Linked DNA regions of Homo sapiens: region 2 is linked to region 1. Evidence: chromatin loops called from intact Hi-C (ENCODE). Cell type or tissue: Caco-2. All regions are shown on one strand. Links, peaks and the distances in the headings refer to the core of each region. The heading gives the core; the rest is flanking DNA. Region 1 has its middle 570 kb from the start of CCDC85A. Region 2 overlaps CCDC85A (coiled-coil domain containing 85A).

The links. Peaks named below come from ENCODE experiments on the same cell type or tissue, not always from the same donor. Only the 100,000 strongest peaks of a DNase experiment are listed, where the experiment ranks them.
Region 2: a loop joins it to region 1, with 12 times the contacts of the local background. A loop is called at or near these places in 83 of 110 quality-filtered maps.

Annotation. Positions count from the first base shown.
Region 1 is chr2:56,745,127-56,754,141 of GRCh38, forward strand. It overlaps the pseudogene PPIAP63. Among named protein-coding and RNA genes, the nearest start is that of CCDC85A, 570 kb to the left of the region's middle. In Caco-2, for the core only: a CTCF peak has its summit at 4,210 (motif pointing left); no DNase peak of the experiment used is centred there.
Region 2 is chr2:56,186,680-56,195,694 of GRCh38, forward strand. It overlaps CCDC85A (coiled-coil domain containing 85A), which reads left to right. Exons shown (of 6, transcript NM_001080433.2): 2 at 5,798-6,761. Among named protein-coding and RNA genes, the nearest start is that of CCDC85A, 7.2 kb to the left of the region's middle. In Caco-2, for the core only: a CTCF peak has its summit at 5,093 (motif pointing right); a DNase peak (open chromatin) is centred at 5,152.

The sequences.
Region 1 (9,015 bases), core at 3,041-5,540:
CAACAAATTATAACCCAGCATCTATTTTTTACACAACCTATGAAGAAAGAATGTTTTTCATCTTTTTAAATGGTTGAAAAAAATTAAGGAAGAATCTTTCATGACCTGTGAAAATGATATAAAATTATAAATTTGGTGACCACAAAGAAAGTCTTATTGAAACAAATTAATTTGCTTTTGTGTTGTCTATAGCTCCTTTCACATTATAATAGCAGGATCAATTTTGGCGGAGACCATTTTATGTCCAGCAAAACCTAAACTATTTACTATCTTTCCATTTACAGAAAAAGTTTATTGACTTTTTCTCTATATGAAAACCTTATAAATATAAATAAATAAAAAAGCTGATATATCCTGCAGAGAATTCCCTTTCACATTAAAAAATATTTAACAATACAAAACAATTTACAAGTTTCCTTTAAGGTATAAACTCCCCCAGTGACTTGAAATGTTGGTATGAAAATCATTACATGATCACTGTTCTCATCATTCCTTCTAAGAGATCAACTTTTTAAGATTCATATATGAGTGAGATCATGAAGTATTTGTTTTTCTGTGTCTGGTTTATTTCACTTAACATAGTAACCTCTAGATTCATACTTGTTGTTGCAAATAAAAGAATTTTGTTTTTAGTGGCTGATTACTATTCCATTATATATTTATACTACATTTTCTTTATTCATTCATCTATTGTTGGACACTTAGGTTGATTCCAAAGGTTATTATGTGTCAATTAGAAATTAAAATTAGGTGACCCTGGGGGTCAGTTCTTAGAGAAATATAAAGCCAAAGTACCATGAACCATTATTCACTGATTGATCATAGGAAAATGTAAAACCTTTGCAGTTCACATCACTAACAACTGAATATTTATTGTAGTAACTCCATTCACTTTTAGTTTTACTTGTGAATTAAGCAAATCACTGCATAGTTCTGTTTCTATTTTTGGCATCATATAGCTTTTACCAAAATTTCTATTTTCTTAAATATTGTTGTATACATTAATTTTTTTTCTGAAATGCATCATCAGTAATATGCTGTCTTTAGTGGAGCAACTATACCAAGAGTTTCTCAACATGTGTTCCTTCAAGCACATGCATGAGAATCACAGATCATGCTTGTTTTAAATAGAGATTCCAGGGTTATAGGCCAGACCAACTGATTCAGAATTTCTGAGGGGTGGGTTCAAGGTTTTGCCTTTCAACAAGCTCACCAGGTAAATCTCATGCACCTTGTAGACTGAGAATTTCATGCTACATCATGGGTGAGAATATTCGCAACCATACTAGAGGCATAAATTTGGAGGAGTATGCAAACAGGGTGTAGAGACTCCTGCAGAGAAGTAGAGTTATATCAGGTCTCTGTATCCTCATGTGGTGTGATTGGAAGCTAATATGAAAGCAATCTTGCTAATAAGAAGTAGAATCACCCAAGGGGGCAAAGAAATAATAGAGATGAGGAAACTCGTTAAAATAATGGAAGCTAAGATGGAAAGCTGCTAGTTTTCTTCTGCTTCATGAGCATATGGTTGATCTTAAGGCCACCCGCCTTCCTGGCACCCCTTCTTCATTGTGGAAATGGCAAACTGTGCCAGGCATTTATATTTGCTCCTCCAGATTCAACTGTATCCCTTTCTACCTTTTCCGTTAGCCACCTGGGGAGGCTGAGCTGTATTGACTACTATGAGAGGCTCTTCCCTCTGGCTTCTGGTGGGGTTTTCAGTGAAGTGCCTCAGCAGAAAATGAGAGGTAGGGAGGAGAGTGGGACTCTCTAACTGTGAAGCTAGCTCTATGTCAGTAGACTGAAAGTTATTGCTCTACTCAAGGTGGCCTTTTCTACATGATGCTCCACTGTCAGGTTGTATTATACACTTTTCCATTGTTCTCTTTGGTCTAAAGATAGTAATAGCTCTGTGGTTGCTAACCCCAGGTTAACTACATTTGTGTGTGTGTGTGTGTGTTTTCCTAGAATCTGCTGACTTGTTTATAAATTTGAAACCATCCTTATGACATCAGTTTTCTGTTTGGACCCTACTGAAACAGGAACCCAATGTTACATGTCAGAGTCCAAAAGGAGAGGAGGCATCATTTTCTCAGTGAGCAAAGTTTTATTTTATCAGTATGACAAGCTCGTTATTGTCTTGGAACCCTCTGACGTTCTATTCTTTCTGCTCAAGACTCTGTTCCCATGATTTGTTTGTCTAGCTAATTCCTGGTCATTTTAGAATTTTTACTTCAAAAGCCACTTTCTCATAGATGCCTTGAGTGGCTCCTCCCAACTAAACCAGTTTCCTATTATAATTTCTCATAATATGCTGTTTCCTTTATTGTACTCATCCATATTATAAGTAAATTTTTATACATTATCCTTGGGTTATCTACCACGCTTGACTCTAATCTCTGGGAGGACTCTGACAAAACCTTCCTTTTGCAGATGCTTACTCAAATTTTGTTTAATAAGTGAATGAATAAAATACAGGTGTCGTAGAAAAGTTCACTAAGTTGGCTTTTTTCCCCTGGGAAAACTTATGAATATATATAAACTATATATATCAACATGCTATTTTCAGTGCTTCCATAAACCCACATCTTTTCATTTGACCAATTACACTAATGCTCACATGGACGTAAATGTCTCAGGTTAAAGGTAATTAACTTATTTGTCTCAAAGATGCTTGTTTGTTTTATGAGACATTTGCTATAAGAGAGAAGGCAAAAACCTATTGTCGAATAAACTGTCAATAGTTTATAAAGCAATAATAAACCATATTAAAGAACAATTGCATGGCAATTAAAGACTGATGCTGGCTTGAACTCTGAATAGGCATTTGCATTTTCCCAACAAATGGAAAAAAGGTCAATGGGATCCATCCTTCCCATTTTCTTCTCTCCAAAGTGTTTCTAATCAGAGTTATTAGCAGACATCTATTTATATTAAAAGGCATTCCTGTACAGAATCAAAGTGCTATACATTTTTATGAGGCAAACTTGCCAAGATTGCCATTTTTTATTTGCTGCAATGAAAGCAACTTCTAGAAATTCTCTTTCTAGATATTTTGTAACATTTCCTAAATTGGTAGCGTAGATTAGAAGGAAAACAAATTAATCAGTCCAAATATTTGAAGGTAGAATGAATACTGAGGACTCCTTTAGGTAATGCCCCATTTTTAAAATTCCAATTCCTCATAATGTGAATTTTGATTTCTTTATAGTCGAAGACTTGGAGGATAGTTAAGATTCCCCCACAGATCTGTAAAAGATATCAGTCTTCCTTTTGTTTGCATTTCTCATTTTATCAGTTCACAGTCCCCACCTTGCTTTAGTTTTTCCCTGCATGGAGCAGAATGCCCAGGTCTCAAGGACTCATCTGGTTCTCTTCTTGACGGGCTGCAGTCAATGCAGTTTCCCTCTTGCTAGCTGCCACCCCAGGCTGAGAAATTATGCAGCTAACTACGCTTCTCCAAGTCATCACACGCCTAGAGACATCTTTCTGCATTGTACCAAATGTCACTGTAAAGAAAAAGAAAATCAGAATCTTCCTGCATTTCTGTATGGGCTGGTGTTCCTCCTTTATGAGTAATTTCAGGGATCAAGAGAATATTATAGGCCCTATTTAAAAACAATTTCCCTGTATGGGGTAGCACACAGCACAATGTTAATCATTTATATTTCAATGTGAATAAGACTGCCAGATGCATTTTGAAAGCAGATTTTTATAAGGAGTGACTTGGTGTTGGGGGGGGTGGTGCAGAGAAAACATGAGGCCTATGTGAAGCCCACAGCAGCAGAAAGGAGACATGGGGGTTCTCAACCTATTGTCTACTGTCCCCTAGATACATCCCTTACTTCAGTCTAATTTCAACGAACATTATTCTATTTTGTCAAGTACTGAATGTGTTCCAAATAAAATAATATGCCATGAATTTTCTCTATCTATGACCATGCCAGAGAAGCAGTTACCTCATTATTAACGACCTTTCAATCTTTCAATGTGTATATATATATATGCACAAGTTTTAGACTTGCCATTATTCATATACAGGTATATTATATATATAATATATATGTATATTTTCCTTAATATGAGTTAAAATAGTATGTGGATTCAGCATTATACAAGGCAGTAGGATGTATAGCCCTGTAAGAACACAATAATATGTGTGACTTTGTACCATTACCTTTCAGGAAATGCATGAGTAACATTTACGTAGCACTTCAAAATTTGTACCTCCATCTAGTGGTAACTGATAGAAACAACATATTTTTAAACCATTTGATTTTGGAGGCACTGGGAGAAGAAAAATGGAAAAAGCTCTTGGTCAACCAGCACCTGTTATGAATTCAGTAACATTTTGATATTGAATAGAAAACACACAGTGAAGGTAAACATGTGGTAGGCAAAGGGAAGCAAAGGAATTTAACACAATGAATGGCTGCATAGGCTAAATTTATTCAGGATGGTTAAGCCAGGATTTCTAGCAGTGCTTATATTGGGAAGATCACATAGGATGAAACGATGGCTGGTTTATTTTGAACATGAAGAGGAGGGTCAGGGAATTACTCCCATGTGATCTTCTTGCTGAGAACATCACCTAATGGCCAGCCTTCTCCATGACTTCCCAGAGTCAGTGTCCTTGATGGCAAATAATGTTTCAGATAGGTAATTTGGGGACATGAAAGAATCTGTTGGTTTCCTTAAGTGTCTCATTTTAAATCCTAGTGAGTTGGAATCTCAATAAAATTATATCTCAAATTGATATAGAAGAAAAGGATATCTGCTTATAGACTCTGAGGCTGCCAAGGAGTAACTCTTAGTTAAGAGAGCAATGTGTTAAAAATGTGTAAGTTTTCCGTCATCAATTTTCCCAGAGGTCTTTTCACATGAATTCTTCCAAGGATAAGGTAGAACAAGTTTTTGAGATAGACAATCTGGGTTTATTTTTTAACATAAAAAAGACAAAATTTTCTTTATTTTATCTTGTTTTATGTGATACAAGAAAGGATTGCTTAGCTTGATTACATTTCATATAACTTCCTTTCCACTATGGATTGGAAAAACTAGTAGCTCTAATAAACTTGACAACCAAAACATTTATAGTCACATGATTTATACAAAGTTCATGCTGTTTGACATTGCAGATGCCACCACTGCTCGAAGCCGCATGTCATCAGCTATGGTCAATCCCACCATGCTTGTACATTGTGGCCTTATGGTAAACCTTTAGTCTGTGTCTCTTCAAGCTGTTTTCAAAGTTTCAAAGAAAGCAGAAAACTTTTGTGCTCTGAGCACTGGAGAGGAAAGCTTTGCTTGTAAGGGTTCCTGCTTTCACAGAATTATTATAGGATTTGTCTGCCAGGGTGGATATTTCAAACACCCTAATGACACTGGCAGCAAGTCACTCTACCACGGGAAATCTGATGGTGAGAACTTCATCCTGAGCATGCAGGTCCTGGAATCTTGTCCATGGAGAATACCAGACCCAACACAAACAGTGCCTAGTTTTTCACTGCATTGCCAAGACTGAGTGGTTGGATAGCAATCATGTGGTCTTTGGCAAGGTAAAAGAGCATGAATATCATGGAAGCCATGGAGTGCTTTGGGTTCAGGAATGACAAGACCAGCAAGATTACCATTGCTGACTGTGGAAAACTCTAATAAAGTTGACTTGTGTTTTATCTTAACCACTGGGCCATACCTTCTGTAGCTCAAGAGAGCACCCCTCCACCCCATAGGCTGGCAATATCCTGTATCTTTGTGCTTTTGCTGCAATTCTTTGGGTTCCATATTTTCCTTATTCCCCTTCACATCTTGCTGGATTGCAGAGTTAAGTCTATAATTATGAAATAATAACTAAATAACCAAAATTGAAAAAAATAAAGCTCGTGCTGTTTAGTGTGAATTGCCTCATTGTTGTAAAACTCTTAAGAGTCACTTGTAAGTGCTGTTTCTTAGGCATTGCCTGCACTGGCAGAATACAATCACCTGGAAAACCCGTTGCCCAAAGAACTTACCTCTCATTCCATGGACAATTAGTAAGATTTTTATATTTTAATTTTATGTTTGAATTCATGACTTGCACCATAAGTATTTTGTTTCTTGACTTGATCTTGCTTATTTGGTCACTCACAATACAATGGTGATAATGACAATACCTCAACTTTCTTTTGAATATTTATTTATTCACTCATTTATTTTGATTTTATTTTAAAAATTCCTTCTGATTTAAATGGCTTTTGGATCAAGCACATGCTTTTTTTCTGTCTATTTATGCATTTTTTTAACAAATGCTTATTCATCATGTTCAGTATCTTGTCTGGAGTTATTTTATGGGCGAGAGGCACTCTGTGTGTGTTGTTGCCTCAAAAATATCTATACCAAATGTGAAAGGTGTAATAACCCCTGTCATAATGTTTAGCTTTGAGGACTTCTTACCTTTCTTTTAGTTTTCGAAAGATTCCTGCAAATGGTTAGACTGTTTGCAGTCATAACTTACCTTCCCTGCAGGATTCTGCCAGCTATAGAAGCAGCACCTTCCTGCCGGCTCTTACCTGCCCAATTCTGTCCCTCTGAGGGAAGATCCCACCGTCTGTGGGAAAACACACTGATAAGCCTGAGTGATAGCCCAGGGCAGTTGTTTGTGGGGTCTATAAAAGAGCTTAGGCACTTAGGCTAGGTTGTTCACATTGTATCTGAGAGGCCACCTGCAATGTTGGGCAGAGCCTGGGTAGAAAAAAAAGTGGGTGAGCTGCAGGCTATTGGCCAGAGGCGAGTCAACCACTTCCAGTGCTGTCAAGCTGAGAATCTTATGAAGACAGGAGGATAGAACATATTTTATTTGGCAGTCTAGTAGTTCTACTTATAAATGTTAATTATTTAGATGTATGTTACCTTGATTTCATTTTTTCTCTTGCCCCAGTCCCACAAAGTTTAGTATGTTTCTGATAGTGTCTTTCCAAGTGCTACCTCTGCTCTGCCCCCGCTCTGCTGGGTCCCACTGTCTCTTACCTGCTTCCTGGGTCCCACTGTTGCTCTCCCCAGTGGCTCTGTAGCTACTTCACCAGGCATCAGGCCTTTTATTTCTCTGCCTCTTTGTGGGTACTAGAACCCTCCTAGTAGAGAGGTACACTTGGCTCCAGGTTTGTCTTAATGTTGTCAACTCTCAGAGGTGAATCCAAGCAGTGCTGCATGTGCCTCAGCATTTGGAAGAGACATTGGGTGAAATAGTTCCTTTTGCTTTACACACAAACTTCTCATATCTCAGATATGAGTCCAGTAAAGACAGACAAATCCCTGAGAGAGAGAGAGAGAGAACGAGATTCAAGTTAAGTAATTTGCCTAAAGTCATATGGACATGTGACAGAACTTTGCTTAAACCCATGTTTTTGACTTCAAATATAAACTCTGTATGTGATATTATGCTGTCACTTGTTTTTATTTTATTATCACTTAATTATTGCCTTTTGAATTATTTGCTAATTGTTTTACTTGTATTTATTTGCCTTGTCTATTAAGACTGTAAACATTTGAGGGCAAAGTCAAACATTGCCAGGGCACTGTATCTCCCATGGCACAGAGAATAATGCTGAGAACATAATAGATGCTCAGAATAAATTATTGGAAAGCATAAGCTTTGTCTTTGGGATAATAATCTGCTGTGTCAGACAGAAAGGCTTCAGAGTGAAAGAAACCTGTATTTATGTTCCTGTAACACAACTTTCTATTTGTGAGAATGTGGGCAAATTGCTTAATCGAAGACTCTTTCTTCAGCTCCAAAATGGGCATAGTAGAAAAATGTACCTAATGGGATGATTGTAATAATTAAATGATATAATGTAGGTAACACACTGACAACAAGTCTCTTAATAAATATTCCAGCTAGCACCATCATAATTTTCTTATCAAATTTCAGAAATCATAAGCCAGATAATATTTTGCCATTTTATGAAGAAGTCAATTTGCCTGACAAGTGGACAAGAACTCACTTTGGGCCTGGTATATGTGTATTGCAATCAACTGTTCCCATTAACTCTGTGAATATTTTGATGATGTTTACAGCTCCAAAGAATCTATTTCTTCATTAACATTAGTGATAAAAACTCAGTAGATACCAAGAATATGTTGCCTAGAGTCCTATGGATCATGAAGAGTTCATGCATACTCATTTCTGGAAGTGGTGATGCGGCACTCAGATGGGATCAGCTAGCACAAACAGGAGAACCATAGCCCCAGTTTCACCTCAGCCCACTCAGTTTTACAGAGAAAACCTTCAGCAACACCTGTGGCATGATCTGCAGCCCTGGGTCAACCAACTTTCATTTCTTAGTAAACTCATTTCCACACTACAAAAAAATCAAACTGTGCTCCTCTCTTATCTAAGAAACTAGGGCTTGTTTTCTCTTTTTTAAGAGGGAAATTACAAAAGCTGTTTTTATTGTTAATGGAACTCCAAGGGATCCATTTTTCCATCTTATCATAATTCTAGAAATTAACACTTGCTTGGCACCTCAATGTCTTAAGAAGAAAGCACTGTTTAAAAATAAAGTGCCCTGCATTTCTTATTTTTATGTTGGTATCTTTTATATATATACATTATAGAGTATTTTATAATATGGGAACTAACACAGAAAATAAAAAGTACACACAATTACATCCTCAGCATCAACCATGGTTAAAGATTGATATAGTTCTTGGCCTTTCTCTAAACACACGCAAACATACATACCTATACACGTAGTATTTTTAATAATTTGCAGCATACTAAATATTGTTTTGCATCCCTTGCCTTTAGTCACTCAGTATTATAGAGTAGGCTTTTGATATTACTATTTTTTTCAAGAATAATCTCAAAAGATTAATGTCATATGTGTCATATTTATTAGCGTTATTTCAGAATTTTTTGAGGACAGAAACCCTGCGTAGTTCCCTCGCCGTATACAGTTCAGTGCCAAATATCTGTGTTGAAAACCATAACAAGCACTTCTTTCCTTGCACGCCTCCCGTCATGTCTGCCTATTC
Region 2 (9,015 bases), core at 3,564-6,063, 560 kb before region 1:
CTCAGAAACACTTGAAAGTTCCTTTAGGTTATGTGGATTGACTGTGTGTGATGTCTGTGTGTGGGTAGGGGAGGGGAATGGTAGAGTGGGTTGGTAGAGTGCCTGGGCTTCATTCCAGTAGCTTCATGTAGAGAAGTAGCTATTAGGTCAGCTAAAGGCCCGTACACCCAAGTAAGAAAGTCTCCTTGTGATCTAGATTCATGACCTGGCATTAAAAGACTTGCCAGTCTACTTCCTTATCAAGTTCAGAAATGATGGGGGCAGGTTGCTTTCTGATGCAGCTTCTACTCTTCTCATGTCATCCCTGGGCTGCTGCAAGGAGCGGACTCCCAGGCTTCTGGCCCACCCTGGGTGTGCTGTGGTTTTACTCTTTGGAGAGGCCAGCCTTCTCCCTTCTCTTTTTTATTTTGGCTCAGAGCTTCCTTGGACACCATAGTAATCCATAAATGTGGTTGATTGAATAAATGATGGGTACATATATTTATTTTGGCTTAACTGGAAGAAAAGAAGTATTTTTTTTTGTTAAGGGCGTGGGGGAGCGTCTGAGGGCTTGGCATTCTCAGTTGAGAACTATAAATGTAGGGGAATTAAGACCATAATACATTTTCTTTTTTATGCCTCTTTCTATGAGCTGACTTTGAAATTGCATCTAAATATTTGTAAGGCTACCAGGTGTTATTGTAGCTGTGGACACAGGAGATGGCAGCATCAGTTCTTTACTTTTCAGGGGCCTGTGGCCGGGTCCTAGCACTGATTGACTTGTTTGTGTTTAGATATTTGGGAGGCAGGGCAGTGCAGGGGCCCTGAGAAGTGGAAAGATAAAGAATTTGGATTCTGATAATTTGGGCAGCTTTGGCCAATTGTTAAACTCTCTGTCTCTCGGTTTTCTCATCTGCTCATGGGGATTTTAATTCCACATGAGGTTTTATGAGGATGAAATATACCATAGATGAAGAAACCCCAGTGAAGTTAGATAGTTTTCTCAAGGTCACACAGACATAAAGTGTTCAAAATCGGCCTGCTTTCCTTTTCTTTTGGCTAGTTGACATTCTTTGCTTAGAATGTGTGGTCCTGGAAGGGGTGGATGAGGGAGATTCTAGTTAGGGTTATGTTGTAAGGAACTGGATTCCTGAGAACCATGTCTTTGGACTGCTGAGCATATACCAACACTTCAGGCTGCTCTGACCCAGTATCCCAGTTGGGGGCTGATTCGGGATGAATCTCTGTAGATTTGTTTTCTTCATTGCATTAATTTCCCTCCTTGGTTCCTAACCCAACCACCGACCCGCCCACCACCCTGCTCTGCAGTGAAGCAAAATAACAAATTAAAACAATTATTTAACTGTAGATACAGTACTTGATAGTCTTCAGGCATAAGATTGAAATTTTGGTTGGTGTGCTACGAAGTGGACTTAACCTTTTAAAAGTCCACTTAGACACTTGGATAATTTCTGGTGGCCGGTGGCAATGTTAAAAGGACACCTAGTGTTTTGCAAAAGAAAGCCCAAGTCTTAGTGAGGCAGATTTGAAGAAGCTGGATCACAAGGTTATTATCAAGCTGGCTGCTTAGCTGTTCATCAGAAGGCAAAGGAAATAGCTCAGAACTGAATAGTAAATAATATTCTCAAGAAAACTAATAATAGAAAGAGGGAACTGTGATATAGAAATGGGAGTGGGCCAATACTCACTCCTATCTACTCCATCTGGAGTGCTGAGAAGTGTATGTTTCACTCCTTTTGGAAAAGGCATTAGCTCCGTGAAGCCGAGGGTAGCACCAGTCCTGTTTACTTTCCAGCTCTAGAGAAATCAGAAGTAGCTGTAGCATAGTCAAAGGGAAGTATTTTCCTATGAAAATTTGTTTAGATGAAAGAGAACATGACTTGAGCTTTCTATCAAATGCCAGGATTAAACTAAATGTTGAATAATTTTTGGAGCTTAGAAAGATTAATTTTCTTTGTTATTGTTTTCTCCAAATATCCACAGCTTCTGATTTCCTGTAAAGCATCAGTATCAAGGGATAGTTTATTTTCTTACTACTGTAGGCTCTGACATAGCTAGTGCTTGCTGAAAACAATAAGAAATTCTTCTCAGTAGCTATAGCTGTAGCCTGTTTTGGCCAGAGGCCTGGAGCTTTATATGGTTGATCAGTCCATAAACACATATTGAGTGTCCACTGTATGCAAGGCACCATGCCAGATATGTTGCATATTCAAAGAAAGACTTTTGGAATAGACCCTGCTCTCCAGAAGCTAAGATGTCCACATTAGAAAGGAGAAAAAATTGATGTCTAGTGATTGTTCTAGCTAGAGTGTGATACAGGCCTTAAACAGTGAGTGGGAAAGTTACTTCATTCATTCATTCATGGGTACTTTTCTGTGCCGGGGGAAACTTCTCAGAGGAATCTCTCCTCTTAGGTTCATATGGGGTAGAAGATGATATTTTCTAGTTGGAATGCACAGACGTAATCATAGCTCATAATTAGCTGGCAACTAAAGGTGGAAAGGCAAGGGACAGCCTTTCAGGCCTGGCTGAGGGTCTTATTCATTTTCCCTGGCAAAGGAAAGGTGATGGGGATTGATAAACAGGAGAGGCAAAACATGCACGGGGTATTTTTGGTGTTTTTTTTTTTTTTTGAGACAAGGTCTCACTCTGTTGCCCAGGCTGTAGTGTATCGTGATCTTGGCTCACTGCAGCCTCCTCCTCCCTGGTTCAAGCAATTCTCCTGCCTCAGGTTCCTGGGTACCTGGGATTACAGGCACGTGTCACCATGCTTGGCTAATTTTTGTATTTTTAGTAGAGACAGGTTTCACCACGTTGGCCAGACTGGTCTTGAACTCCTGACCTCAAGTGATCTGCCCACCTCGGCCTCCCAAAGTGTTGGGATTACAGATATGAGCCATTGAACCCAGGTGTTGTTGTTTTTTGTTTATTTTAAATTTCAACTTTTATTTTAGATTCGGAGAGTACACTGTGTGATGCTGAGGTTTTGGGTATGATTAATCCCATCTTCCAGGTACTGAGCATAGTATCCGATAGTTTTTTAACCCTTACCTCCCTTCCTACCCCACTAAGAGCCCCCAGTTTCTGTTGTTGCCATCTTTATGTCATGAATAGCAGGGAGTATTTTTGAAGGTCTGATTGAGGAGTGCTTGTGTTCTAGTGGGTGAGGGGAAGGAGTGGATGGTGCAAACAAAGGCAGGGAGGCTGCCTGGGAGGCTGTTGGCAAAGGTCAGGCCTGAAAACAGAAAGTGGCAACGAGAAGCAAAAAGGAGAGGTGGGAATTAGAAGCAAAGGAACAGAGTTGTTGGTGATGCCAAGAATTAGAACTGGAGTTAGAAACTAAGCTGCATAAGCTTCTTCCTAATACCCACAAATTCACTCCCATGACTTTAGGAAGTGGAGGATGTGGTTGACAGGTGTTTTATAATTTGTTTTTTAGTCTATGTTAAGGGCAGTGTTGAAATCAGCCTGAGTGTAAGTGAATTCAGCCCCCTTTCTGAGTACCTCTAGTTCTGGATCGGTTCGCAAGACCAAAGATTTTTCAGGCTTTTTGAAGCAGTGAAATCTTAGGTAGCAGCCCTGTAGCTGCCCCTGTTTCATCCTTACCAAACTACAGTGCCTCAAGGAACTGCTGGCTCCTTGACTGTATGCATAAATGGAGAATAGGTGGGAACTCTACTAGTCATCTTAAAAATTCCTTGGCTTCAGGTATTTGCGCAGGGAGTGCTGTGTTCTCCATACACAGAAGTACATAGATGAGGTCTCTGTTCTTGTGACTCTAGAGAAGATGTAGTCTAGAATGAATGGTCATACTCACACATTTCTTCTTACAAATTGCAGTAAGTCTGAGGGATGATGGTAGACCATAGATTGGGGGTGGACCTTCTATAGAATGGTGTCTATGGGGAAGTGACTTATAAAATGAGACCTGATGGTTGTCTAGAAGGCTGGGGAGAGCATTCCAGGTGAGAGGGAAAGGCCTTGCCCTTTGAGGACCTGAAACACAGCCTCAGTGTGTGATGAGGAGGGGTGTTCCCACCTTCTCCACTGCTACCACACGTCCAAGCCACCATCATCTCCCTCTACCTGGACCAGCCCAGGAGCCTACTTGTTAATCTTGCAGCTTCCACTTTATCCTGACCCTCCCTTCTTTCCTCCCCTACCCCAGTCAGTCTGTTTTCCACACAACTATGGAGATTCTTTGCAAAAGGAATCATGTAATGTCACTCCTCTATCCTCAGCTCCCTAACAACCCAAAGCCTTTCCCGTCGCTGACCATGCCATGCATATTCTAGGCCCTGATGCCTCTCAGACCCCCTTTCCCATGTCCGTTGACTTGCTCTCTGTTCTTTAGACATGCTCACCTCGCTGTACTTGAGCTCTTGCTCTCATGCTGGTCTTAGGGCTTTTTACTTGCCCTCTCCCTGCCTGGGATCATCTTCACTCAAATGTTGGCTCCTTCATTCCACCCAGGTGCCTGCTCAAATGTTTCCCTTCTCTGTAGCGGTATCTTCTCTTGAAAAAGAGTATTCTTTAACCTGCTTCAATTTTCCTTCCAGAACTTCTCACTGCATGACGTTATGCTCTATACGTGTTTTTTGCCAGTCTTTCCCACCACAATAAAAGCTGTACCATGTCAGGGTCTTTGCTGTGTCCACTGATATATCCCTACCACCTGGACTGGTACCTGGTACAGTAATAGATGTTTACTGAGTATTTGTGAACAAGCAAGTGAATCATCACTCATGCAGGAGAAGTAGGCAGAATCAATGTACCTGGAGCCTTGTGTGACTTAAAGGATTTTGCATTGTATCCTAAGGGCCATGAGATTAAAGGATTTCAAACATGGGAATGACAAGATGAGCTAAATTTTGGAAGTAGAGCTCCAAAGCCTTGTTTGGTTTTGAAATGGAAGGTTGAAGGAGAAGGAGATGCCAGGGATGACCCCAGGTTCATATAAAGAACAGTGGAACAGAAAGAGGGGGCATTTGCTGAGAGGTGCAGTTTGGGGAGAGAGGTCTCTTAATTTAAGGCTCAGGTTGCTTGAGATAAGTGAGAGATGCCTGGGAGATGTTCAGGTGGGTGTGGCAAGTAGGGGTTGGATGTGCAGGGCTGAAATGCCACTAGAGGGCAATTGTGCCTTTCCCTACCAGGGGAATTGGGGCTGCATATTCCATGTCAGGGCTGAAGATCTAAGCAGTGCTTGCTGTTTACTCTGTTGAAAGGTCTGTTGTCTCAGGGCTTTTAAGCATTTCACAGGTCACAAGCAGTTATTTTTCTTTCTTGAGGGTGAGGCAGGGGAGCCTTGTTTTTATCTAGTGACTGATTTCTTGATAATGAACTGGTTGCTCCCTAACTACTGACCAGATGAACTTGGACAAGTGAAGCTTTGTGAGGTCCGATTTCCTCTTCTGTATAAGAGCCATAATAATTATTATCCCCTAAATGTTTGGGTAAAAATTGGATGACATAATGCAAGTAAAGTATTGTGCAGGGATAGAACTGATACTTAAGTTAGTTTAATTTTTATGGCCATACTAATTATTATCCCCTAAATGTTTGGGTAAAAATTAGATGACATAATGCAAGTAAAGTATTGTGCAGGGATAGAACTGATACTTAAGTTAGTTTAATTTTTATGGACAGCTACAAATCTTCAGCTTCCTCCTACTCCCTCACCTCCTCCCCTAACCTCACAGGTAATTCACCAGTTACAGGCTCTCCCTTTCCAGGAAGTCTGAGCCTGCTGACACCTCAGATGTGTACTTCCCTTGAATGGTTGTGTCTCTCTTTTCAGGATATCAACCAGAAACTCCAGGAAGACAACCAGGAACTGAGGGACCTCTGCTGTTTCCTGGATGATGACCGGCAGAAAGGCAAGAGGGTGTCTCGGGAGTGGCAGAGACTGGGTCGCTACACTGCCGGGGTGATGCACAAGGAAGTGGCCTTATACCTGCAGAAGCTGAAAGACCTGGAGGTGAAGCAGGAGGAAGTGGTGAAGGAGAACATGGAGCTCAAGGAGCTCTGTGTGCTACTAGATGAGGAGAAGGGTGCAGGCTGCGCAGGCAGCCGCTGCTCCATCGACAGCCAGGCCAGCCTGTGCCAACTCACAGCCTCCACCGCACCCTACGTGCGGGATGTGGGTGACGGCAGCAGCACCTCCAGCACTGGCAGCACTGACAGCCCGGACCACCACAAGCACCACGCGAGCAGTGGCAGCCCGGAGCACCTGCAGAAGCCCCGGAGCGAGGGCAGCCCGGAGCACTCCAAGCACAGGAGCGCCAGCCCCGAGCATCCACAGAAACCCAGAGCCTGTGGAACCCCAGATCGCCCCAAAGCACTCAAAGGACCTAGCCCGGAGCACCACAAACCCTTGTGCAAGGGCAGCCCCGAACAGCAAAGGCACCCGCATCCAGGGAGCAGCCCCGAAACGCTGCCCAAGCACGTGCTGAGTGGGAGCCCGGAACACTTCCAGAAGCACCGGTCAGGGAGCAGCCCTGAACACGCCAGGCACAGTGGAGGGAGCCCGGAGCATCTTCAGAAACACGCTCTTGGGGGGAGCCTAGAGCATCTCCCCAGAGCCAGGGGCACCAGCCCGGAGCACCTCAAACAACATTATGGAGGGAGCCCTGATCACAAACACGGAGGAGGCAGTGGAGGAAGTGGAGGCAGCGGCGGAGGCAGCAGGGAGGGCACCCTCAGACGGCAGGCACAGGAGGACGGGTCACCCCATCACCGGAATGTCTACAGTGGCATGAACGGTGGGTCAGTATGTGCTGGGGTGCTGCTTGGGCTGGGGAACTCAGTAGAGAGTTACGAATGATGATGGACTTTCCAGCCATGTAAGAAAGTGCAGGCGCTAGCTAGGGAGTGGGTTTGGGGAAGGAGCAAATGTTGGACCCAAAATCATGATATGGGGTTCTTCTCCTCCATCTGTTTTTATTCTAAACAGTTATCAGTCAGTGTGAAGAAGTTTGGGGATGAGGGTTTATGGGAGGGAGAGGAACAGTAATTCCTTAGGACCTTGAGTTGTCAAAGGGAAATCTTTGGGTATTGGTGATAAAAAATAGAACCATTCTAAGAGTCTTTCATCTTAAACCTGAGCATTTTCTTAGTGGTGTGTGCTGTTTCCTACCAGAGCTTGTTTGTGGAATGGTTGCCAAAAGGATTTTGAATCCAGTTAATAGGTTATATACAAGAAGATATGAATATTTCTATGAAAAACCAATAACATTAAAAAAGAAGTATGATGTTCCTAAACAGGCTTGATGCTGGTCTGCCCAAATGGCTATAAATATGCCTGACTTTACCTTAAGGATTTTTTTTCCATTGTGTTGGAGGCCTGAATCTGTGACATTTCTTTGCATCTAAAACGCATCAGCTGATTCCCTTTCTACTCACTCAAAATCCACCAACACTGTCATCAAACTCCCTTATACATATTCCAAATAATATGCTGTCTTACACTGCAAGAGACATCTTTCCTGGTTGTTTGAAAGTACCTTTTTAAAATGTACAGATGTGTTTGGACACTCTTTTGGTTTCTAAAGCATAACGTCCACTACATTTGCTGAGGCAGTGCTAAACCTGAGCTTTTAAACCTTTTCGAAGAGGTTTAATTTTCTGCATCTTGGATCTGAAACCACTTTGCACTTGAGAGAGAAAAAATCATTTCTTAAAGAATAAAAAACAAAAAAACTCCACAATCCTTTTATGTTACCTATGGTTGAGTTGGATCTAAAACGATTGATTTTATATACTGTGGGGTTTTGTTTTCATTGAAAATATCTGAGGGTTTTTGCTTTATTTGGAAGGTGCTCTGGAGTCTGCAGCCAGCTCCAAGCAGTAGTGGAGGAGGCTGCCAGTTTTAGCAGTGACAAGAAGGGGTAAATTTCAATATTGTATTTGGGGATTTACCTGTTGGATTCCATTTTATCCTAATCCTTTTCTCATAGTGCTGAAAATTGCCTCCAGAAACTTGACTTCAAATGCATGCAATGTTCTTTTAAGCACAAGTGGAAATAAAAAGGTTGGGAAAGATGAGAGGCTACTGCTTTCTCTGTCGTTGGGAGGTGGAGGCCCAGAGAAGCCAGTTTACCTGTTGTCTTGAGGCGTCCTGGCTGGTGCCTTTCCAAGGTTGAACCTTCACTCACTCTTCCCAAGAGCCGTGGAGATGCTGCCCCCACCCCCACCCCATTGCTGTGGGCAGTCTTGGCTGCCCAATTCTGTACAAGAGATGCAAGTCATTTAAAAAGAAAGTTTGGTTGTGTTACTATCATGAGATTGGTCATTGGACATGAAGCTTGTCTTTGAAGAGGGGATAGTGGAGTAATGGGAAGGTAAAGTTAATGATTTTTCCATTTCTTGATTACTTTTTAATGAGCTTGAGAAGTAAATATGTGCACCATTAAAAGGAAACTTTGTCTCTGAAACTAAAAGAAAATATTAGGGACAAGTGGATCACTTAAAAAACACTTTCTCTTTACAAAAGGGCTTCTTTATATAAAGAACTCTAGTTTAATCACTGTATGATTTGACTTCTAAGAAAAGTTTTTAGATGCAGCTTTTAAACAATGCCTTGCATTGTAGGTAAGGTGCATCTCCTAGTAAAGATGACATTACCTCATAGCTTATTGCCTGGATACAGAGAAACTTAGTGGGGCAGGTAAATGTTTCTTAAAATTTAACACTATAATTTAGTTAAAACTGATGTAATAGAATGATAGTGAAGTTCAAATCTTATGTCTACTTCAAGTTTTCTCATTCTTAAGTGACCAATCTTATGCTGAGAGTTGATATCCTCAGAGTATATTTGCAGTGCATTTGCATTGTATTTTAATTTCAGTAATTAATTGGAAAATGAAGTGGCACAATGAGATGTTTATGGATCATCAGCCTATAAACATGGGCATTGGTAACTTGTATTTATCCTGCTGTTACAAATTAACTTTTGATATGGATGGTAAGACATGCTTTTTCATATTTTTAAATCCTCACACAATTTGTTTGAATCAT